Regions from separate parts of the Mus musculus genome. Here regions 2 and 3 are each linked to region 1. Evidence: chromatin loops called from intact Hi-C (ENCODE). Cell type or tissue: left cerebral cortex. All regions are shown on one strand.

What was found. A loop is a pair of places that touch in the nucleus more often than their neighbours do. Peaks named below come from ENCODE experiments on the same cell type or tissue, not always from the same donor. Only the 100,000 strongest peaks of a DNase experiment are listed, where the experiment ranks them.
Region 2: a loop joins it to region 1, with 2.1 times the contacts of the local background. A loop is called at or near these places in 9 of 42 quality-filtered maps.
Region 3: a loop joins it to region 1, with 12 times the contacts of the local background. A loop is called at or near these places in 2 of 42 quality-filtered maps.

Annotation. Positions count from the first base shown.
Region 1 is chr11:84,175,290-84,183,289 of GRCm38, forward strand. It overlaps a transcript of Acaca not described here. Among named protein-coding and RNA genes, the nearest start is that of Gm11437, 12 kb to the left of the region's middle. In left cerebral cortex, CTCF peaks have their summits at 4,130 and 4,734 (motif pointing right); DNase peaks (open chromatin) are centred at 4,262 and 5,008; H3K4me3 peaks cover 2,413 bases; H3K27ac peaks cover 1,710 bases.
Region 2 is chr11:84,124,336-84,132,335 of GRCm38, forward strand. Tada2a (transcriptional adaptor 2A) reads right to left here and starts at 5,233. Exons shown (of 16, transcript NM_172562.3): 1 at 5,202-5,233; 2 at 2,653-2,760. The coding sequence starts at 2,677. It also overlaps a transcript of Acaca not described here. In left cerebral cortex, CTCF peaks have their summits at 3,824 (motif pointing right) and 5,219; DNase peaks (open chromatin) are centred at 463, 2,444, 5,029, 5,294 and 1 more place; H3K4me3 peaks cover 2,347 bases; H3K27ac peaks cover 1,143 bases.
Region 3 is chr11:84,813,528-84,821,527 of GRCm38, forward strand. Mrm1 (mitochondrial rRNA methyltransferase 1) reads right to left here and starts at 5,988. Exons shown (of 5, transcript NM_145433.1): 1 at 5,310-5,988; 2 at 5,073-5,166; 3 at 1,381-1,513; 4 at 1,162-1,281; 5 at 1-984. The coding sequence starts at 5,845. The coding sequence ends at 905. Dhrs11 (dehydrogenase/reductase (SDR family) member 11) reads right to left here. Exons shown (of 7, transcript NM_177564.5): 6 at 7,876-7,941; 7 at 7,201-7,774. The coding sequence ends at 7,733. In left cerebral cortex, CTCF peaks have their summits at 410 (motif pointing left), 3,998 (motif pointing right), 4,678 (motif pointing left) and 6,063; DNase peaks (open chromatin) are centred at 409, 751, 4,063, 4,681 and 2 more places; H3K4me3 peaks cover 2,259 bases; H3K27ac peaks cover 1,994 bases.

The sequences.
Region 1 (8,000 bases):
AAACAAGTACTCCAGTGTTCCTAGTGCAGGCAGCCAGAGGAACATACCTTGAGAAGTAATGCTCTAAATCTTAAGCAGAAATGATTGCCAAATGGAACTTTACAGAAATTGATGATATACTATTTACATATATATAGGTTTATCTACTTTTGAGAATTTATCCTCTCACCTATGCCCTTTACAAATTTACACAGCTATCATCTAGGCAGTGAGATACAGCTGTTTAAGAGTGCTAGTTTTGGCCGGGTGTGGTGGTGCACACCTTTAATCCCAGCAATCAGGGGGCAGAGGCAGGCAAACCTCTGTAAGTTTGAGGCCATCCTGGTCTACAGAGCAAGTTCCAGGACAGCCATCTTGACACTGAGAAACGCTGTATTCAAAAACAAAGACAAAAACAAAAAGACAAAACAAACAAAAGAGTGTTCTTTTTGTTTTCAAACAGATTATAATCATTGTAAAAACAAGGACCTCTCAGACTTTTCCCACATAGGGAAAGAGATCGATGAAGGTAGTCAGGATGCTTAGTATCAATTCCTTACACCTCTATACAACTTCTTTTTAATTAATTAATTAGTTAATTTTATGTGAGTTATGTGAGTTCACTGTAGCTGTCTTTAGACCCACCAGAAGAGGACATCAGATTCCGTTACAGATGGTTGTGAGCCACTATGTGGTTGCTGGGAATTGAACTTAGGTCCCCTGGAAGAGCAGTCAGTGCTCTTAACCGCTGAGCCATCTCTCCAGCCCCATAACTTTATTTTTAATAGTTTTGTTTTGGAGTCTAGTTTTGCTTCATGTAGTCGAGCTAGCCTCAAAGTTGCTATATAACCAAGGATTGTCTTGGATGCCTGATCCTCCTGCTTCAGCCTCCAGTGTGCTTAGATTACAGGCATGTACTGTGCTCAGTTTCCTTTTCTTAAAATAAACTTTTATTTATTCATGCTAAATTTACTCCTGTGTCATAAGTTTTGTCTCTTCAGCTTCTTCTGGGGAATAATTTGTTCCTTCTCAGTGAGGCTCATTGCAGTGTGGCAGGGGAGTCACATGTGGGGTAATCTGGCCATGAGCTCTGTAAATTTGTTGCTTCTTTGTAGACGCTTGGCTCACCTGGGTATGTTGAGTGTCTAGAGGACCTACATCTAAACCCTTAATTTCATAGTCTCTGCATTCTTAAGCATGTGTAGCAAAAATTCAGCATTCCTTTTGACCTACACTCTTTGTCCTTTCCCACTGTTTGGTCTGGATGACCTACCAACTCTACCATTAAACAGCTGGAAGGGTACACATTGCTTCTTTAAAGTGACATGTTTCAGGTATTTGGTGGCTTTTTGAATATGTGTCCTCAATGGCCTGGGCAGTTTCACCTTCTTAAAGTGAACACAATGATTTAAGCCTCTTGATTTGCATGCTTTTGTAGGGTTTTCTGGGTCAAGAGAGTTGTAAGCCATTTTTATAGATCACCTCAGGCCACTTACAGGAAGAGCTGGCTTCCTCTTTACACAATCTTTTTTTTTTTTAATATTTCTTTTTATGTGTATGAGTGCATGTTTGTTATGTACCACATGCATGCCTGGTACCTGAAGAGGCTAGAAGAGGGTGTCAGAACTGGATACATTCAGTGTCTAGAGGACCTAGTGTCCCCTGGAACTGGAATTAGACTGTGTGAGTCACTCACGTGTGTACTGGGATTTGATCCCCGGTCTTTTGGAAGATGGTCAATGCTATTGAGCCATCTCTCTCGTGTAGGCCTTGTATTCTTTTAGGGCTGTTACAACAAAATATGACACTACAGAAACAATATAGAATTCTTCACATTTTTTTGGAGACTAGAAGTCCATAATCAAAATGTCAACAGTGTTAATTACCTTCTGAAAATTTTCTTCTAGACTTATCAATTACTGTCTTCTCTGTCTTCAAAGGATCTCTGTCTATCTGTTCCTTAATATCCATTTGTTTAATTGCACCAGTTATATTTTACTAGAATCTACCCTAAATGATCATGTTTTAATTTAATAATATCTTTAAAGACCCTATCTCTATCCCTGCTCCCCCACACATCTTGAGGTACTGTAGAATAGGACTTCAGCATTGGGTTTTGGGGATATAATTCAGTCCAGAAAAGACTTCTAGTTCCAGCTTCTAGAATGCACACTTGCCCCCTTTCTCTTCTACCTGCTAGCCTTGTATAGTATGTTTTCTCCACCCTTTGTTTGGCTCTATTCCTCCACCTCTTACAGACACACAGCTTGTGTGGCAAGGACTCATGGAGACCTGCTCTACAAAGCCTACAGTAGAATGGGCAGGTCTTGGCCTGTCCCAAACAGCACAACACTCAGGAGTGGTTCCAGTTCCAGAAGTTACTTACTGTCTTACAGCCCTTTGCCATTTCTCTGCTCCGGTGTCTAAGCATTTGATAGCAGATTCTTTGTGAGTGGTCTTGGGCTATCCTAACTCATTCTTGGTTTCTCCTCCTGTAGCTTTTTGTTGTTTTGTGTCTTTCTTCAGTCTCCCAAGGCCAGGCAAGGTACAAAATCTTGAAGGCCCAACTCACCTGCCTCTGCCGTGTAAGTACACTATTGTAGCTCTTTCATTAGTCCTTACCTTGAGTAGTTTGTTTTACTTTTTTTTTGACAATGTTTTGTGTATATGTTGATATTTTCATATCCTAGTGTACATGTGAACTTTGTTCAGTTTTTTCCTTCTCCCGTGTGGGCTGGGATAGTACTTAGGTCCTCAGGCTTGGTTGCAAACTCCTTAACCTGCTGAGCCAACTCACAGCCAAGAGCTGGTCTATTTGAATACCTCACTTGAGGGTGGAACCCAGGGTCTTACACATGTGAGGCAAATGGTTACACCCCACAATCCCTGAGTTTTTGAGGGTAAGCCCATTATTGTGACATTCCTAAAGCCGACAAACAGCAACACCGTTAAGAATCCTCGGGAAAGAGACTTTAAAAGGTGAAAGAATTAGAGGCGACTTCAAGATTTTTAATTCTTTTTACTTGGTCACTTCTTCATGCCAGCTTCAGAGAGCACTACTATGGAGAGGCAAAGCTTCCCAGATTATTCTTAGTCAGTAAGTGGAACGTCTTGTTAAACCAGAAAGTCTTGCTCAATTTTCTTTTCTTTTCTTTTTTTTTTTAAAGCTTTGAATTTCCTTTGTTCAACTGACATTTATCCCATTGACACAGTTACTGTTAAAATATAGGTCACTGTTTTGTAAAATCTGTGAATTCCCCAATTTGTTTCTAATCCTTATAACTTCAAAAGTGAGTGGGTAAATTCCTGGAGGAGCTGCCACCTTATGGCAATAAGGGATCCCATTGTTCCTGTTGACCAATCTTAATATCTTCCTGTCTTAGCTTCCATCCAAGAATTCGTTTCCTGGGGTGTGCCTTTCCATCCTTTTCACTTTTGCCCTCTGGCACTGAACTACTCTTCTGGCCACAGTGCCCTCTTCTGCACCTTTCCTGGCCTCCATCACAGGCTTGTGTGGGATTGGGAAAAGAACTCTGGGTGCTCCTCTGAATTCTTGCAATAGTTTAGAATTCACCCCATTCTTGTCGAATGGATTTCCTCTCAGCGTCTCGGCACCTAAGATCAATGATTGCATTGTGTTGGGAAGTCTTCCAATCACCATTAATCTTCAATACATACTGCCATGAAAGTATGTGAAGTGATAAAACTAGAGAAATTTGTTGACTTCATTCACCTCAAAAGGCTTGGAGCAACCCCAGTAAAGGATGTAAAACAATCTAAGAAGTCAGGACTCCCTGACACGCACTGTGGAGGGCAGGCATGAGACTGCTGTCCTTTGTACCTTCCTTACCACCAAACTTTATTTACTAACACTTCTCTTTAGAAATACTCCGCGATCCAGCATCTTCAGCTCCTTTTGAGGTAAGCTGGGGAGCTAAGCAAAGGGGCTGGTTGCATAGGCTAGCCTCCACTACTCTGAAGGCAGTGGACAGGCAGGACATGGACCTCATTAGAGCGTCAGGATTAGCAATGGTTCTGTTCATCCAGGGCCAGCACGTCGCCGATCGCACCTCTTGGCTCCCCTGGGTTCCTTTCCCGCGCTACTCGCCAGCAGGTCCTTGAGGGGAGTTTCGAGCGGAACCATAGCTTCCACTCCGCTCTCTGCCGGGAGGTGGAGCCGTTGGGCCGGCCCCAAACCCGCCCAGACAGAAGGGGAACCCACCACGTCCCAGACCCGCCCGCCCTCGCACCGCTCGGCCCCGAATGGCAGAGCCGCACTCGGACCATCGGCATCGCCTCACGTCGCCCCGCCCCGCGCCGCGCGCCCATTGGCTGACGCGGGCCCGAGCCCGCGCCTCGCCCCCTCCCACTGGCGCCCAGACCGCGCGGCTGCCCGGAGCGGGGTCGGAGGTGAACGGCCTGGAGTAACCCCGGACGCGCGCGGACCTAATGGGGCTGGGCGGCTGAGGTGGGCGGCCGGGCGGGGGCGGGCCGGGGGCGGGGCAGTCCACCGAAGCCCCGCCCTCCTCGGCCCCGGTGCCGGGCCGGCCTGCTGAGCGCCTGTCAGCCATCGCCGAGCCGCCGGCGTCGCCTCCCGCCCAGCACATCTCGGCGCAGGGTCTCAGCGACCGTCGGTCCCTGCGTGCCGCCAGCCTGAGGTGAGGCGAGGGCCGCAGCGCAACCCGGAGCGGCCCGGGCCGCGGAGGGGCAGCCGGCAGGGGGCGGCCTCCCAGCCTCCACCGGCACGCGGTGGGGCTCCATCCAATGCAGACCCCGGGCCGGACAGCCGAGTCCTCTCCTCAGCTCCGCGGCCTCCAAGCCCCCTCGCTCGAGCTCCGCGTGGAGGGCTCTGGGGTCAGGCTGCTTGCGGGCCGAGACCCCGGAACCTGGGAGGAGTACCGCCCAGGGCCCTTAGGGAGGAATCAGTGAGTCTGCCCGGTGCTTGCTGCCTACTTGCGGGTCTGATTCTTTGCGTCGGTTCCTGGGCTCCGAGAGGGAGAAGACCACGTGGGAGGCGGGTGTTGAGGGTTGGGTCTGGTTGCACGGAAAGTCTCGGTCCTCTCTTGCGGAGAGAGGTGTGGGGCGCAGAGGCGCGGGCTGCTGTGGTACTCACTGTGCCTTTGTATCGCGGGGAGAGCCCGGGCCAGGCGGGCTGTCCCTTTGCCAGTTCCTGCTCGCAGGATTTGAGGGTTTCTATGAGGGACGTAAGTAGTAAAAGCGTGCTCACTAGTTCTTAACTCTCCCTTTGGCGTTCGCCTTGCTAATTTAGGGCAGCTATTGGAGATAAGACTTAAGAAGGTGATAGGAAGCTAGAGTTCAGAGGAAAATGTGAGTGGAGATTCTGCCCTCATCTGGGCCGATATGTATATAGTTTGGATATGTGTATCCGGCAAGTGGACATTTCCAATAAGCTTTAAAAATCAGGGGCTTCATGTAGGCCTTGTGGGTTTTTACAGAAGCATACAGGAGTATAACTAATCAGAGGAAATAATTTTAGATGGTTTTGTTAGGAGATTTAAGACAAAAGGCTCTAGGATTTCCTGATTCCATGTCTACATAAATTGTTTCAGAAACTTCCCAACGTGCAGAATAAATCTAATAACCTGGCCTTCACTCTCAGACGTTGTTCTCTCTTGACTTTTCTGTTTCATTTTTCCCTCTAACTCTACAGTTCAGGCTGGGAACTATGCTTTCCTTGGTTACATAGTTTAGTTTCCTCTCTGTTAGCGGATAGGAGAACCCTAATTTGTCTGTTGCTTGGTGAATGGGGATGCCCTTGACATCTGTCTTGGGATTTTTGTGTGTGTGTGTGTGTGTGTTCATTTGACAAGCACTTGTTGGAAAAGCGTTGTTGTCTAACAGGATTTTTCTAAAAAGCAGTGTAGGTAGTAGGTGCTTGCTAGCTGCAAAGTAGCAAGTTTCTTCCCACTTCTTTGGCTTCAGTTTATTTCTAAATACTATTTAAGCCTTAACAGAAGTATTGATGTGACCCCCATGATAATTAGCAAGACTTGTGGGTTTGAAAGATGTCAACAGTAAAATACTGAATTCTGGAGCTGCCAGCGCTTATTAATGTTATAGAGGTTTTGCTTGTGATTTGCCAGAGGATAGAAATACATCAAAGAAAAGATTAAGTCGTTTTCAAAATGGAAGGGAAAGTTGGGAAATAATGAATTTTTACATCAGACCATGACTAAGTATTATCAAAGATCTGTCATTGTGAAAGCTAGCCTTGGAGAACTCTAAAGTGCTGTGAATGAGTTCAGGTGTAGAGCACTTTTCAGCTAATAAGTAGGAAATTTTTACCTGTCACACAGACTGGTTTAACTGGTCTAAAGCCAGTGTTTTGTTTTTATTTGAAGGGACTTCATATGTGTAGCCTTGAACTTGGAATTCTCTTGTCTCAGTGTCTCAAGTATAAGGATTGTTTGTAGGCCTGTGCTGACATACCGCCTCCCTTCCCTCCTGAGATATGGTTGTTCCTCAAGTAGTGTATAGCCCTGGCTGTCCTGGAACTTTCTTTGTAGACCAGGCTGGCCTTGAACTCAGATCTGTCTGCCTCTGCCTTCCAAGTGTTGGGATTAAAGGGTGCCCTAACACACCCAGCTTTTTCTTTACCCTTTTCCTTTTTTTGTTTTATATTTATTTGGTTGTGTGTGTGTGTGTGTGTGTGTGTGTGTGTGTGGTGTGTGTGTGTGTGTATGTGTGGTCATGCAGGTGCTCAGGTGCATGTGTGGAGGTCTGAGGACAACCTTTAGGAATGGGTCTTCAGGTTTGAACTCAGGTTGTCAAGACTCCATAAGCACTTACCCCTTTAAAAAAAGAAACCAAAAAACTTTTCTCTATTTATTTTTTGTGGGGAATGTAAGCATGCCTGCCATGTGGAGATCAGAAGACAGTCTCCTATCTGTTTACTCTTATATCATGTGAGCCTTGGGGAATGAACAGAGATCATCATCTCACAACAGTCCCCTTTACCAGCTGAGCTACCTTCTGGGATTACAGGTGTGTGCCGCCATATTTGTTTTGTTTTTGACGTGTGTGTGTGTGTGTGTGTGTGTGTGTGTATGCTCTTGTGCAAGCTTACACCAGGTCAGAAGACAATTTATGAGAGTTGGGTCTCTCCTATCATGTGGGTTCCTGGCAAAAAGTGCTGTTATGTGTTGAGCTGTCTCCTTGGCCTTCAAATCTTTTTTTTAATGCAGTGCTGGGGATTGAACCAGGGCTTTGTGCATGCTAAGCATGTACGTTACCAACTTAGCATTCTCCGCCTCACTGTACCTTTCTGTGAAGAGGACCCTATTTGTAGATGACACAATTTTGGCATGTCAAAGCCTTGCTTTTTGTTTTTGTTTTGTTTTCAATTTTTAGGTATCTAATATCTTAATTATTGGATGAGCAACCAACAATTAAAATCGTGCAGTAATACACTTAAATTTAATGTTTTTACTGGGGAAAGGCTGGGTTACTTTTTGAAGCAATTCAGAAAAAAAGTTGTTTTATCATTCTTTAACTTTTTTTGTTTTGTTTGTTTTGTTTTGTGACAGGGTTTCTCCATGTAGCTCTAGCTGTCCTAGAACTCTCTCTGTAGACCAGGCTGGCCCCAAATTCAGAGATCTTCTGCCTTTACCCCTGAGTGCTGGGACTAAAGGCCTGTGCTACCACCGCCTAGTATTCCCTAACATTTAAGAAACGTCTTCTATATGTATGGGTACAGGAGGGATCAGGGTAAGGTCAGAAGGCAATTCTAGGGAGTTCTCTCATTTCCCTGTACATTGAACTCAAGTTCCTGTGCTTGAACTTGGAAGTCTGTTTGCTAGGTGAGCTATCTCATGTGACCCTTCACATGTTCTTAAAGATTAATAACTGTAGAAGCCACACATCAAGCATATTTCCATACATTTAAAATCAGAAGGCTTATGAATAAACACTGGAGCCTTATTGGCTGAAAAGTAAATCTTAATCACTGTTGAGGGGACTCCCATTTAAACGTGGTCCTCATCAATCCATCCACTTTGAAA
Region 2 (8,000 bases), 51 kb before region 1:
GAGATGTGAATTTGAGGCCAGCCTTGTCTACAGAGTGAGTTCCAGGACAGTCAGGGTTACACAGAGAAACCTTGCCCAGAAAACACAAAAACAAAATAACAAAATATGTGGGTAAGTCAATAAAAATACTATAAGTGGGCTGGAGAGAAGGCTTAGAGGTTCAGAGCATATAGTCCTCTTAAAGTCTGGTTCCTACAACAGCCTGTGACATAAGTTTCATGGGGTCTTGACACTTTCTTCTGGCTTCCTCAGACACCTGCACACACATATACATACTTACATCCATACACACACTCGCGTGCGTGCGTGCGTGCACGCACACACACGAAACACACACAAACTATTAAAAACTAAATCTTTGGGGTTGGAGAAATAGCTCAGCAGTTAACAGCGGTGGCTGTTCTTCCAGAGAATCAGGGTCCGATTCCCAACATCCATACGGCAGCTCACACCATCTGTTACTCCCTCTTTTGGCCTCGAAAGGCATCCGTATGCATGTGCAGCAGACATATGAGAAGGCAAAACACTCATACACATAAAATAATAAAAATTTTAAAATGAAATAAAAATAAATCTTACAAGCAAAACTCCTATAAACAGGGTTAGACTGGCTCGGTGCTTGAGAGCGTTTGCCACTCTCACAGAAGACCTGGGTTCTGTTCCCAGGACCCACAAATCTATAACGCCAGTTTCAGGTGACCCCAAATCCTTTTACAGCCTTCACGGGTGCCTGCAAACATGTGATACAAATAAACTCACAGAGACAAACACACAGACACATAAGTAAATCTTTACAAAGCAAAAACATTATACACAAAGTCGAAAAAGCAAGCACATTGGAAGAAAGTATTTGCAAATTCATGGGAGAAAAAAAGTTGAAATTCTTCTTTAATTTTTAATCTTGATTTTTATGTGTACGAGTGTTCTGGTTACCTCAATGTTCATATAGCATGCACATGCAATACTTGTAGAATCCAAGAGGTGTCTGGTCCCCTGGGATTGGAGTTATAAATAATTGTGAGCCCTCATGTAGGTAATGGTGACTGGACTCAGGCTCTCTGGAAGAGCAGTCAGTGATCGTAACCACTGAGCCTCTCTCTAGCAACTGAAATTCTTATTCTATAAAGATATTCCTGAGGCCCCAAGTTTGAGTCACACCATCAAAGGGAGACATAAAACGGAAGAACCACGTGGTTGTTGTGGACCACACTTGTAAATCCTGGGGGAGACCTTCAAGACCTGCCTAAGCTACAGATCAAGTTCTATGCCAACCAGGGCTATACAATAAGACCCTGCCTCAAAAAAGCCAAACAGAACAAAACAAAGCCAGGAACAGTGAGTGGTGCGTTCCTAGAGTCCTAAGTACTGGGACGACGAGGCTGAGAGACTCATTTAAGAATCAGAACTTGGCGGAAAAAAAAAAAAAAATTCTGACCTTGAAACCAGCCTCAGCAGCAAAGTGAGAATTCACCTGGAGAATAAAAAATAAGTAAAACAGAGCTGGGAAGGGAAGGAGACAAAAGGAAGACAAAAATGGTCTTCAACAGGGGGACGACACTAATATGGAACTTCTCACTCCAGGTGAGAACACAGTTCCAAGCCTGAACCTTTGCAGCAATGACTGCGGCAAACAGGGCAGGGAGGAATGCACAACAGCACAGCTCATTTGGAGGGGAATTTAGGAAGAGAGAAATGAAACTACAAATCATTATTATTATTTGTGGGGTTTTTTTGCTTGTTTATTTCTTAGGCAGGATCTCAGTATGTAGGCCAGGCTTGACTGGAACTCATTATGTGGATCAGACTGGTCTTGAACTCACAAAGATCGCCTACCCTATGCCTCCTGAGTGCTGGGATTAAAGGAATGTGGCATGATGACAGGCCCTAACAATTGTTTTAAAGGGTGGGAATAGCAGGGAGGGAGTGGCCTTTAATCCTGGACTTGGGAGGCTGAGGCAGACATGTTACCAAGCAGAAGCCAGCCTGATCTACAGAGAGTTCCAGGACAGCTTCAGTTCCACAGAGAAACCTTGTCTTGAAAGACAAGAGGTGGGAATACTTTCAGTTTACACTTGGAACATTAGTCAGATGAAAATATAGAACTAGATGTGTCCAAGATTCTAACTTTCTGAATATACGGAGGGAAGATGCAGAGTGCCTCTGATACAACGACAGGAACCAAATCCTAACAACATACTTCTGGGTCTTACTAATGAACATCAACTTTATGACTGTGCGTGTGTGTATGTGTCTGTTGTGTGCACTGCCCAATTTTGTGATCTCTAATTTCTTTGAAATCCAATGATGGTACAAGCCTGAAATCCCAGCACTTGATGAATAAGTAGTTTAAGGTCATCCTTAGCTACAAAGCCAGTTCCAGGCCAGCCAGTCTACATGAGACCCTGGGCTCAAAATAAACACGTCTATTTCCTGATCAACCATATGGTGACTGGTTCACTCAGCTTGGCTTTTTTCTAAAGTGATGAAGCTGTGCCACATTCAGTAGGCAAACAACAGACCGGTCTTGCCTGACTTTACTTTTATGTGCTATTCCTAATTCCTTCAGGCATTATCAAAGGCGCTGCTTCCCTGATCAACCTCTACTTTAGGTGGCTATTTATTGTCACTTGAGACTTGTCCCACTGTACTTACTGCTAAAGGAACCCAAACGGTCCATCCTCTAGCTGACTGATGGCTGCTTGATCTCCCTTGATGTAGAGTTTCAAGACTTCAGACGTTGCCAAACAATCCCACGATCCCCTAAGAACAAAGAGAAGATGCACACAGATCAGAAACCAGTCCAAGGTATATTTTGGCAACCCGACACGGCAACTGTGTGGTTGCCAACCACAACACTCAGACCCCCCCCCTCGCTCACAGAATGTGAAGTGCAGCCTCCTTACAGAACCTGGAACTTGCTGGTATGGTGGTATTCACCTTTAATCCTAGTACCCAGGAAGCAAAAGAAAATAGGTCTCTGGTTCAAGACCAGCCTGGTCTACATGAAGAGTTCGGAGCCAGCTACATAGTGAGATCCTGTCTCAAAAAATAAATTGGATTTTATTACTGGAAACTAAGGAATCCTACCCAACATATGCGGATCAGTAACTTACTCCTTCAGACAGGAGGACTTCAATGTCATCCCTGGCTATCTTGGACTGCTTGAAACTCATGGTGGTGCACACCTTTGATCCCAGCACTCAGGAACCACAGACAGCCTACTCTACAGAGTGAGCTCTAGGACAGGCAGGCAGGGCAACATAGAGAGACCCTGTCTTAGAGGGGAAAAAGGAAAGAAAACCCAAGCCAAAACAAAGCAAATACCAATTTGGACAAATAAATGTTAGTTTTATAAAAGGCTAATTCAGCCGGGCAGTGGTGGCACATGCCTTTAATCCCAGCACTTGGGAGGCAGAGGCAAGTGGATTTCTGAGTTCAAGGCCAGCCTGGTCTACAGAGCTAGGACCACACAGAGAAACCCTGTCTCGGGCTGGAGAGATGGTTCAGTGGTTAAGAGCACTGACTGTTCTTCCGAAGGTCCTGAGTTCAAATCCCAGCAACCACATGGTGGCTCACAACCACCCATAATGAGATCTGACGCCCTCTCCTGGTGCATCTGAAGACAGCTACAGTGTACTCACATATAATAAAATAAAATAAATAAATCTTAAAAAAAAAAGAAACCCTGTCTCAGGGGGTGGGGGACAAACAAACAAACAAAACAAAAGGCTAATTCACCTTCATTTCTCCTGAAATAGATTTTTCTTTTTTTTTTTCCTTAAGATTTATTTATTTATTATCTGTAAGTACACTGTAGCTGCCTTCAGACACTCCAGAAGAGGGCGCTTGCTACGGATGGTCGTGAGCCACCACGTGGTTGCTGGGAATTGAACTCAGGACCTTCTGAAGAGCAGTCAGTGGTCTTAACCTCTGAGCCATCTCTCCAGCCCCCCCCCCTTTTGTTTTTAAAGATTTATTTATTTTATTTATATGAGTACATTGTAGCTGTCCTTAGACCCACCAGAAGGCATCAGATCCCATTACAGATGGCTGTGAGCCACCGTGTGGTTGCTGGGATTTGAACTCGGAACCTCTGGAAGCGCAGCCAGTGCTCTTAACCGCTGAGCCATCTCTCCAACCAAAATAGGTTTTTCACGTTGACATTTTTAGCTTGGGGACTGACATACAAAGTATATGCAATGCTTAGATAAGAAGGCTGAGGGTCAAACTTTAGGCTATTTTGGGTAGGGGTGAGTTTTTACTCTATTTCCAAGAAAAATGATCTTTGAAGAACGTTGTGGCTCAGTAGTTCAGTTGTAGGGTGTTTTAGCAAGGATGCTTTATATTCACACTCCAGCATCCATTGAGCAAACAAACCCAGTACTCCAGAGGTACAGACAGTACGATCAGTTCATGGAAACTCTTGGCTACATTAAGTTCAAGGTTAGCCCAAGATACATGAGGCTGACTAAAAAAAAAAATTAATTAAAAAAAAAATTAACAAAGGCATATGTCAGGTACTAAATGTAATCTTAGTACGGGGACTATATCTTGGAATCCTAACAATCTCCTGACATAGGCTGTTTTCCCCAAGAAAATGAAGCGCTAAAGATTGGGGTATTTGCACAATGTTTTTACAGCCTGGTGAACAGCAGGGCTCTATCAAGACCTTTACAGTGGCAAAGATTCTACAGTACGTTCTGACAAACACTTCACATTGCAAAGCACAATGCTGCAGAAAGCAAAATCCTCCTTCCTCTCCTTCCTTAGAAGACCACGCAGTGACACTAACATCCTTGAGAGATGGGCTACATTTAAATTAATTACAAGAGGGATCAGGGAAGGCATGGAGGGGCAGGATCCCATGAGCACAGGGGAGCCGCGGGCTTGGCAGTTGTGCAGTTAACATCCTTAGAGCTGCACGGTCTTGGGCAGGTCACTGTAGCCGGGCCTCGACCGCAAAACAGTGCTAAACACTGGGGCGCGGAGACCCACGTGGGGGTTCGGCGGGTCAGGTGGGCCGGGGCCGTGCTCCACCGCCCAGCCGGGAATACGGAGCTGCGGCACCGCCAGCCGCCGGGGGGAGGGGCTCGGGACTCGCCCGGCCGCGCCAACCTCCCCCGCCGCGTGGCCCCGCCGCGCCAGCCGGCACCTCGTGACCCCGCGTGCCCTCGCTCCCGCCGCTCGGCCCCGCGCCTCACCTCGCCACGTCCCGCACCTCGGCGCCGAAGAGCCCGCCGCTGCGCGCGCTGTGCAGACTCTGCGTGCGCGCCGCGGCCTGCGTGCGCGGCCTCGACTCACGTGCGCGGTCCCGTGCCGCGAGCACGCCGAGGCGGTCCCGCCTCCTCCAGTCTGGCAGCGGGCGGGTCCCGGTGGCGCCGCCCCGGGATGGGGAGCGTGGTACCTGGCTGCTAGTCGGTGGGCTCTGAAGTCTGACCTGCTGTCACTTTCTCCGTCGCCACAAGCGGCCCGGTGGCATGTGCTAAGGCGGCTTCCGCTGTTTCAGTCTAGATTTTTTTCTTAACAGTCCCATTCCAATTCTTTTGCAAGCAAAGAAACTGAGGCTGCCCAGGCTCTGGACTGGAGGATGACGAGCCCCGGGCGCATCATGCCACTCATGGATTACCCGGACTGAATGACTTGAGGGGTGAAGAGGGTCCTTTTTATTCTGATGCTTCTGGGACGTCGAAATTGCCTTCTCTGGAAAGACCCATCCCCTGCCTGGGCTTCAGAGGCCCACATGGAAACGCAGTGATGATGTGGTGGTCCACTCTGATGTCACTCTTGAGGGCTAGGTATGTCCCAACATCTCTTATTACTAATAGTATAGATTCTTATAAGAGCTTCCATTTGTGGAGTCCTTCAATACTGCATGCCAGGCATTGTACAAAGCGGGTTACACATAAGGGTTCGTCTAAAACAACTTTCTGAGGGAGGCACTGTTACTGTCCTCATGGTCCAGCATTGAAATATATAACTTAGGATCACAGTGCTACCAAGTGTTGGGGAAGAGCTCTATTCCAACCCATGGCTTGATCTTAACTATTATGCTGTATATCTATTTAAAAATCTGTTTCATAGATTTGCCCAATTTCTGTTGGAATTCATTTATACGATATCTGCCCGTGTGGCATCTTGATTTGTTTTTTGGTACACAGGTAATATAAGTCTATTGTTAAAATAAAAATAAAATCTGCAGCTGGGTGCAATTAGTGGCTCACATCTGTGATCTCAACACTTGGAGAGTGCAGGACAATTGCTTTGAGATTGAGATCAATCTGGGCTACAGAGTAAGAGATCTGTCTCAAAAAAAAAAAGAGTAGTAAAGAAAAAACATTAAAAATTCACATGTGAAAGTCATCCCCACCACGTTAAATAAACAGTTGATGCTATAGAGTACTTCACATTTACTGACTCTCCAAATCCATTCATTTCACAAAAGCACAACGAACAGCCACTTCCCTGGGTGCTGAGAATTTGGTAGTGAGCGAAGTATATGCTCTTGCACATAAGGTTTGTGTATTTTATATATAAGCAATAAAATATAAGTATGTTGCATATTAATATATAAGTAACAAATATTTTTAAATGCCTCATAATGTGGTTTTATGGGAAATAAATCAGGATCCAGATATAACAGTGATAGATTTTCTTTTAGTCAGGATAGGGAAGAAAGGCTTCCTAGCAGACATAACACACAAGAGGAAATCCAATTATTGAATGAGAAACAGAAGCTTCCAGATTTCTAGAGAGAACCATAGATGAGACTCAGCAGGTACGGTGGCCCTGGTGCGTGGCTTTGATAGGCATGGAGAAGAAGAAGCAAGAAGGTCAGAGTGGCTGGAGCAGATCCAAGTAAAGAGATTTGATGGAAAACAGCCTGGACCCAGGTCCCACATCACTTGGTAAACTTTGGTTGGATTTTTTTATTTCACTGGGATATGATAGAATTCCATGAAGGGTAGACATCAATGTATTTAAGAAAAGAATAGTGGCTCATGCCTGTAATGCCAGCACACAGGAGGTCAGCCTACGCAAAAAATTCCAGTTCAGTCCGGTGCATGTGACCCTGACTCAAAAAATGGATAAATTAAAATGTCCAATGTCTGGAAAAACCAAAAAAATAAAAAATAAAATGTCCAAGAGGGATGAAATTTAAATGGATTAAAATGTATCCAAAGGGATCCAACAAAGTATGATGTCATAAGCGTGAAAATCACACAAATAATGAAACCCATTACGTTAACTTAAAAATTAGCGCAAAAACTAAAAATGTCAGGGTGTGGTGGGATGTCTCTGTCAGTGAAGTGTTTGAATTTAAACCTCGGTGCCCTAGTCAAGGTGGTGCGTGCCTGTAGCCCCAGCACTGGGACGGAGACCAGAGGATCCCTGGGGCATGTTGGTCAGCCAGTCTAGCTGAATCAATGAGCTTCAGGTTCCTTGAGAGAGAACTCTCTCAGAAAAATAGAATGAAGGGGTTGGGAGATGCCGCAGTCAATGGAGTACATGTCGACCTGAGTTCAGATCACTAGCACCACTATTCCACTCGGTACCAATCCCACACTGGGGAGAGGTGAGACAGGCACATACCTGGAGCTCATTGGCCAGCCAGCCTAGCCAAAGCAATGACGTCCAGGAGAAGCCCTGCCTCAAAACACAAGGTGGAGAGCACGTGAGGAAGGCAGCCAACATCAACCTCTGCCCTCCATATGTAAAGGCATATATGGTTAACTATATACATATATGCATGCATGCGAGCACACACACACACACACACACACACACACACACACACACACACACACACCCAGTGAAAAGGAAGGATGACACTGTTAGAGGCAGTGCCTTCCTCGGTTTCTTCCCTTAGCAGTGTAGTGTTGGTAGCATGGCAGGACCATCGGAAGAGAAGGGTAGAGATCACAGACGACGGACTTTAGAAGCCAGGTTTTGTTTGGGAATCTGTGTTTTGCGTACTAACTGGAAATCACAATAGGACTCTG
Region 3 (8,000 bases), 640 kb after region 1:
AAGAAATGGTACTGCCCAGGGTGTTCCTGCCCTTCCCAGCAGCACACAGTAGCTGCTGTGTTGGCCTTGTTCCTTTAAAGCTTATTAGGTGTTCCAGCATGCAGCCCAGAGTGAAACCACTACTTGGCAATATCACTTCTGCTCCACTTGTGGGACTCTAGAGGACGGGGCAAGCCTAGTCGGATTCCACAAAAGTAATCCTGATTTCACAGCCTCTCAGACTCAAAGAGGCAACAAGGGCCTGGGATCACAGGTTCCCTCCACGGGGCTGGACTGGCCAGTGTCTAGAAGCTGTTGGCTATTTTCCCTATCTCTAAGCCTTCCACTCCCACCTCCACAGAGGGCTCTCCTTGCAAGGGGCCTGCAAAACCATGGTGCAAAGAGCAAGACTGCCACCTAATGGAGAGACTGGGCATGACAGCTCAGCGGCTCAGGGCTCGCTGATGAGATCTGGTGTCCTATCCCCATCATCCCAAGAGACAGGAATATGCATCTGTTCAGTCAGCTTCCCTCTACAAACTCACCCTCACATCCCACACACCCTGCGCTGGACTGCCTTGCTCCTCCGCATGCCAAGAACAGCCCCCTGACTTCCACTGGGATCCAGGACAGATACTGTCTGTCCTAACCCGTCCTGGAAACTAGCGAACTACCATTTCCAACTGGATACGAAACTTCTTTTGGTCTCTAAAGTTCTCCTGACTGTAGCCAGTAAACAGGCTCTTACAAGTAGAGGGCCCATTACATCCAAGCCTGAGGACGGATGTGTGACTCATTGCGGTTCCTACACACGCACATCTCAGACAGTCAATGTCAGCCCACATTTGGCCGGTTTTTCTGACCACAGTGGTAGTAGTCCTGGGTACTGGGCCTCTCTGAGTCCTTCAGACGTAGCTAAGGGTTCTCAGGAGTCTTGGAGAAGTTGTCCTCTCTCCTGTACAGGGAAACCCTTCTTCTGACTGCAAATGGAGTGTAGAAGAATACCTAAAGGCAAGAAGAGGATAGGGTTACAACACAGGCAGGGCACGCTTGCTTTACACACACAAGGGAAGCACAGAGCGGGAAGCTTGTTCAGGTTAAATCAATCAGAAAACGGGAGGGGAGGGGAGGGGAGGGGAGGGAAGGGGAGGGGAGGGAAGGGGAGGGGAGGGGTAGACTCACCTGTGGCCACAGATACATTCAAGGACTCAAGACCAGGAGGCAGGTGGCGTCTGGGCAGAATAGTAAGGAGCAGCTGGCAGGAGGCAAAAACCTCCTGGGACAGACCAGAGCCCTCACTGCCTGCAGAACACGAGACAGTATTAGCCAGATGTCCACATGCAAATGATGTCCACATGCAGATGACATCAGCAAATATAAAAGCAGGTATACCCTACCTACCCAGCACCAGGAGGGTAGGCCGGTCCCAGACGAACTCTAAGCAGCTAGTGATGGGGACCTTGGAGGACTGGGAGATCTCAGGACCTGGGCAGCCCACTGTGCCCACCACGAGCCACCCCTGCTGGGCCTTGGCCTAGAAGAGGAAAGAAAATGCCATGTGCTGGTGCACCGAATCTTCATCAGAGCTACACGGTCAAGGACAGGTCCAGCCTTGCACACGCACATTCACTGAGAAATGTCTTCAACTTAGGAAGTCAGCCAGGACCTCTACCTGGTCTGGATTTGCTCTGGGCACTAAGGTCAAGAACATACAGACTAAAATCCCAGCTGTGGGACACAGTGATGGTAGAAGTCCCCTTTGAAGCGATGGCAAAAAGACGGGTCTGAAGATAACTAACGAGTAAGTTCTCATAGACAGTGGGAGAAGGTTACAGACTTCCAGGAAGATCTGCAAGTATGGAGGCACGAAGACCCCACCCACCTGTCATACCTAAAGACTATTAAGTTGGCCAGTGGCAGGACAATGATCACATAGGGTTAGGTCTCAAGGGTCACTGGAAACATAGGGCTTTTATACTAATAAAAAAAGCTTTGAACAGTTGTCTTAGTTTTTAAGATATGAGCTCATGAGCTGGAGAGATGGCTCAGTGGTTTAGAGCACTAACTGCTCTTTCAGAGGTCCTGAATTCAATTTCAAGCAACCACACCATGGCTCACAACCATCTGTAATGGGATCTGATGCTCGCTTCTGGGGTGTCTGAAGAGAGTGACAGTGTACTCATATACATCATATATATATATATCTCCCAGGCTGGCCTGAACCCATGGTGATCTTCCTGTCTTAAGTTTCTCAATCAAGTACTGGGATTACAAGTATGAACCACAGACCTAGTGCTTTGAAAGGTTATGAGCCAAGTGACGCAGTGTGACTCGGGCCTCAGCAGAATCATTATGCCTGCCATGCTGAGGCCCAAGCCCCAGTCCAGGGAGCTGGGGACTCCGACAAGGGTAGCAGAGGAAACAGTGAGAAATGGGGATGGTGTGACAGTAACTCCAAGGACAAGGATCTGGGGACATAGCTGTGGGATCAAGAAGTCAGAGGTAATGTCTGGGCTGGACAACTGAGCTGGGCAGGTCCTAGAAAAACAGATAGCCATGGTCAGACCTGGAAACAAGGAGTCTGAAATGCCCACTGTGGGAGCGGAGGGAGAGAGCTGTGTAGCAGAGGAGTGGAGTAATCTGGAACTGGGGAATGGAAAGTCAGGAGTACCCTTTTTCTTTTTCTCTCTGCCCTTTCCCCCCTCCCCTTTCCCCATGGCCACTTCCCTGGCCTTGGTCCTTGGGGACAGTGAACTCAAAATAAACCTGCCTTTAATTTAAAAAAAAAAAAAGAAGAAGAAGAAGAAAGAAAGTCAGGAGTTTAAATGTGACAGTGATGGGGGAGGTGGTGGTGGCGGCACACAACTTTAATCCCGGCACTTGGAAGGCAGGCAGGTTCCTGTGAGTTCAAGGCCAGGCTGATCTACAGAGTGAGTTTCAGGACAGCCAAGGATACACAAAGAAACCCCATCTCTAAATAAATATATAAATAAATAAATAAATAGATAATGGCAAGAAAGAACCAACTCCAGAGAGTTGTTCTCTGACCTCTACATGCACACACACTGTAGCACACATACCCAACACACACACACACACACATATATGTATATATATGAACTTGAGACACTGAAACAGGAGGATTGTGAATCATGAATCTGAGGTTGGCTACATAGCCGATCCTTTTCTCAAAAAGCCAATACAAGGGAATAAATGAAGCTAGGCAACTAGATTAGGGGGGAAAAATTAAGCCAATTTACACAAAAGAGATCCAAGGCCTGAGACTTGGAACATGACAGTGTTTGGAGGTCATGGGATCAAAGAGAATTCACTGGAGATGCCTACAGGAGAGTGCAGAGGCAAAGGGACGGCCAGGGGGAGTGGGTGAGGCTGTGACTCACGGACAATGTGTCTGCCTAGTGTAAGCTGAGTTTGATTGCTGAAAAAAAAGGTGATTAAAAACAAAACAAGACAAAATCAGAATGACCATATGTGCTAGATGCTGTAGACCTGTCAAGTACCTGAGAACTAAGAATGGACCTTTGAAGCAACATGAAGGATACTGTGACTGTCCGGGGCTTTGATGGGGTACGAAGGGAAGGTTCTGATTAACATGAGGTCAGATGAACACAGAAGACTCTTGGCATGCTGCAGTGGGGCTGGTATCGATGGAGCAGGCTTTGGTAGGCAGTGGGTGGGGCACAGGGCTGGCTGCTGCCTCCAGCTCTTCCCCAGTAACCAGGGGAAACAATTCTGTGGCCCAATGCTGGCAGGGAGTGTGGGGTGTGAGGAGAGAACTCCACTTCCCACCAGTCTCGGACAGTTCCTCAGAAGGGGGGCTGCCTGTGAGATGAAGCCAGACATGCTTCTAGACATGTGCTGGTCAATATGAAAATCTCAGAGCACACCAAGCCACTTCCTACAGATTTTAACTTTGTCTTCTTGTTTTGTTTTGTTTTTTACATGAGAGTTAAACTGCATGTAAGTGTACACACCACATGTGATCGATGCCTAGGGAGGCCAGAAGAGGGCACCAGATCCCTTGGAACTGGAGTCATAGATGGCAGTGAGCCACCACGTGGGTGCTGGGAATCCTCTGAGAGAGCAGTCGGTGCTCTTAACTGTTCCACCATTTCTCCAGCCCTACTACACGTGACTATTAAGGATTGAAATATGGCTATTCCAAATTGAGATGTATTATGTATAAGCATTTTAAAACGGGATTTAAGCCGGGCATGATGGCACACAACTTAAGGAGGTTAACACAGGAGGATTTCTGAGGGATCTGAGGCCAGCCTGGGCCACACAATAACCTGTCTCATTTTTTTTTTCACTAATATTTAAAATGTATGTTTTAATGATAATACTTGTGGTATATTGGATACAATCATGTTTCTTTTTAGTTTTCTAGATTTGTTGTTGTCTTGTTTTGTTAAGACTGGGTAGCCCAGACTGGACTTGAAATAAACGATCTTCCTGTGTCCACCTCTTAAAAGCTGGAATTATAGATATGTGTCATCACGCCTGCATGGTTACTGGAAAAATCTGAAATTAGACATATGGCTTGAATATAAGTTTATCAGGCAGCTTTCTTCAGCCTCTTTTCAAGGTTATTTTCTCACTGAGGGATGAGGGTGGGGACAGGGGAAGGATAGAGGGTGGAGGGACTGCCAAATGCGGGGCAATGCTGCCCCCTAGAGTCTAGCTAGGAAACACACAGCTAAAGAACACTAAAGCTCGCCCCTTGGAAAGCCTTGTTTAAATCGCTTTGAAGTTGAGCTTCCGGGTACCCACGACTCCAGTCCACCAGCTCCCTGGAGTACTGCTGAAGTCCCACGGTTGTCAGACATTGACTTGCCGACACAGGTGGCCATGGCGTGTAGTAAATGAGACGAGGAAATCCCTAACTTCAGACGATGCTCTATTTAAAAGGCCCTGGGATCTTTCCTGGTGGGACTTAGAAGGTCGTAGGAATCAATGCCACCACGTCCCTTCTCTTCCTCCTCCCCCAATCCACTGCGTTGGAGATAGCTTTAACATCCCTAACTAGAGTCATCGCCTCCGCCTCTTCTTCCCCTCTCGCCCCATTTTACCTGCAAAAAACCGGGCAGGTCAGGAGTGGCGAACACGTCCATCACCTCCATAGCCCCAGCGCTGGCCTTGCTGACTACTGGAGTAAGCGGACAGCTGCAAAGGATCCCCACGATCCGTGTTAAAACCAGAAAATCTCTAGCCCCGCGCCCTACACACCCCGGGGCTCCCCGCCCAGTGCTTAGGAGCTTGGCTCCGCCTCCAGATTGGGCGTAAACTGAATTAAGGGACGTCCGTGCCTGTTTCTCTGGCTGGTGATGACTCTGTCTACGCCGAGGAAGTGAGCGGAGCGCATCACAGCCCCAAGATTGCGGGGATCCTGGAGCCCCTCAAGGACGAGCCACAGCTGCTGAGGGTCGTCGCCTGAGCTCGTGTCTGCCGCCTCATCGCAAGGCCGGGGTCGCAGCGGGCTCACCTCCATGCACACGCCCTGGTGCACTTGGTAGCCGCACAAGGCATCCAGTTTCTGACGCCTGGGCCTCAAGACAGGGATGCCCCGAGCCTCGGCCACCCGGAGCAGCTCGGCTCGCTCCCCCTGCAGCCCAGCCTTACCGGCCTGGAGCAGGAGCCGGGCCACGCGCCGACGGGCAGCCCGCAAGGCCAGGAGGCATGGGGACAAGCCAAATAGACGTTCCAGCCGCTGGGCCGGCGCCAGGTCATCCAGAAGCAAGCGACTCAGCTCCTCCCCGCCAGGCCGTTCCCCGCGCCGAGCCACCGAGGAGAAATGGCGGGCAATCAGGCGACTGAAGCACCCGACCGTCCAGAGTCGCCGCATTGCTCCAGCAGCGCCCGAGACTCCACTGACAGACAGCTGGGGAGGACCCGTTGACCTCCCACACTTCGTCCCCTCACAAGGACTGCCCACAACCTGACCCTCGAGCCAAGACAGTCACCTCCCAGCCTCCCACGTGGGTCCCCAGCTTCCGGGTTCTGGAGGCCCAGCCCCCTGTCCGATGACGCACATGTGCGCTTGGCGGCAACCACGTCTCCACTGCACCCCCTACAGGAGTGAGTCGCACTGCCTCCGCTGACGCAGGCGAGCCTAGAGGCTGTGCTGGTGCTGAGCTAACCTTGGACTGCTCCCGGGTGAAGGAAGAAGTTAGAAGGCGTTCACCTGCTCGTCCTCAAAGACCACCGCATGTCAGTGGTTTGGCCATCTGTTCAATCCTCAGTCTTGGAGCCATCCTACATCCTGGCACAATGTCATAGTTGGGACTTTCTCCCAGAAGCATATCCTGTCAGACCCTCAGCACCAGCCAGCAGAACCCCTAGAATATTTCCCATCTCCCGAAAGCCCCAACGAGCCTACGGTATTTCTGCTGACAAGCAGCCGATGCCCTTGGCCCATGGTAATTCTACGACTTCCTTGCTCACTGCCCAGACTGGCTCTTTTCAGCCTAGTCTTTTAAAATATCTTTTTAAACCTTTTCCCTTTTCCTAATGATTCCTTTTTTTTTTTAATGTGCATTGTTGTTTTGCCTGCATGTACATCTATGAAGGTGTTGGATCCCCAAGAACTGAAGTTACAGTTGTGGGTGCTGGGAATTGTACCAGGGTTCTCTGGAAGAGCAGCCAGTGCTCTTAACATTTGAGCCATTTCTCCAGCCCCCACCCCCTCTTTTTTAAAATCAATGTCTCACTAAGCAGCCCTCATGGATGGCCTGAAACTCGTTGTGTAGCCCAGGCTGGCCTCAAATCCACAGAGGTCTCCCTGCTTCTGCTTCTCAAATGTTGGGATTAAAGGTGTGCAATAGTATTAGTATACCTGGCTCCAACTTATTTTTCAAAATTCTTTCACATGTGCGGGCATATTGTTTGTCCGTGTGGCTGTGCACCACATGTGTGCCTGGTGGCCCAGCGAGAGAGAGGAGGATGTAGGACTCCCTGGGACTGGAATCAACATGGGTCCTCTAGAGCAGCAGTGGATGTACTTAATTATGTATTTTGGGGACATTTGTATCCTTGGCTCCTATGGCTGGCCTGGAACTAACCATCTCCTGTGCCCACTCCAGAAGTGATGTTCCGAATCTACCCACCTTCCTAGCTACCTGGAAGGAATTCTGAGACACCAACCACACTGATCACCAGGAAGGGGGGAAAAAACTGAAAGATACTTCTGAAGGTAGAGTAGGTTGTAATCTCTCTCTTTAATTGTTACAGTGAAATGTAGTAGGAGACAGACCCTGATACTCTGTAGCCGTGGTAAGGACCCCAGGGTGAGGGCCAAAACTTGGCTGGAGAGCTGGGGGGGGGGGAGGCAGGAGGGTTGGGAAGGGAACCTGGAACCCTGGACAACCACACAGGTAAAAGATGAGGTCTCTGCTGCTCCAACCCTAAGGGGTGGGGGGTAGGGTGTAAGAGGATAGAGCAATGCCCCTTCTAGGTACATCCCTTTCCTAGGTCAAAAGGAAGAGGCACAGGAGAGCAAAGGTTACGGAGCCCCAAGAGGACTCAGAAGAAGTTAGATAGAACAGTCGAGATTCTGTCTTCTCTTCCCGGCCCAGTTTTTCACATTTGTAATGGGAATAGTCTGACAAGCTGTCTATCCCTTAGTGGGGTGGACATAGAAAGTAAGCTGCAGAGTCCAGAAATCAACACCTAAAATCCAGAGGCAGGAGGCGAGCCGTGAAGGGTGGAGAAGGTAGGATCTCCCCACAGAACACTAGGTCACCTGCTCTGTGGGCCTCATCTGGATGTCACCAACCTGTGGAGAGCGGAGGGTTTGAGGCAGCCACCTGCTTAGATACTCCCTGCTGGGCACGGTTAAGCTCTTGCTAGTGGGTAGGCAGCCAAGACCATACTTACCTGAACATGTGGGGGTGTGCTAAGAACGTAGATGACAGCCTCAGCCACGTCCTCTGGTCTGAGACACTGAAAGCAGGGGTGGGGGGTTGTTGAGACAAGAGTAGACCTGACCCTGACCTAAGTTC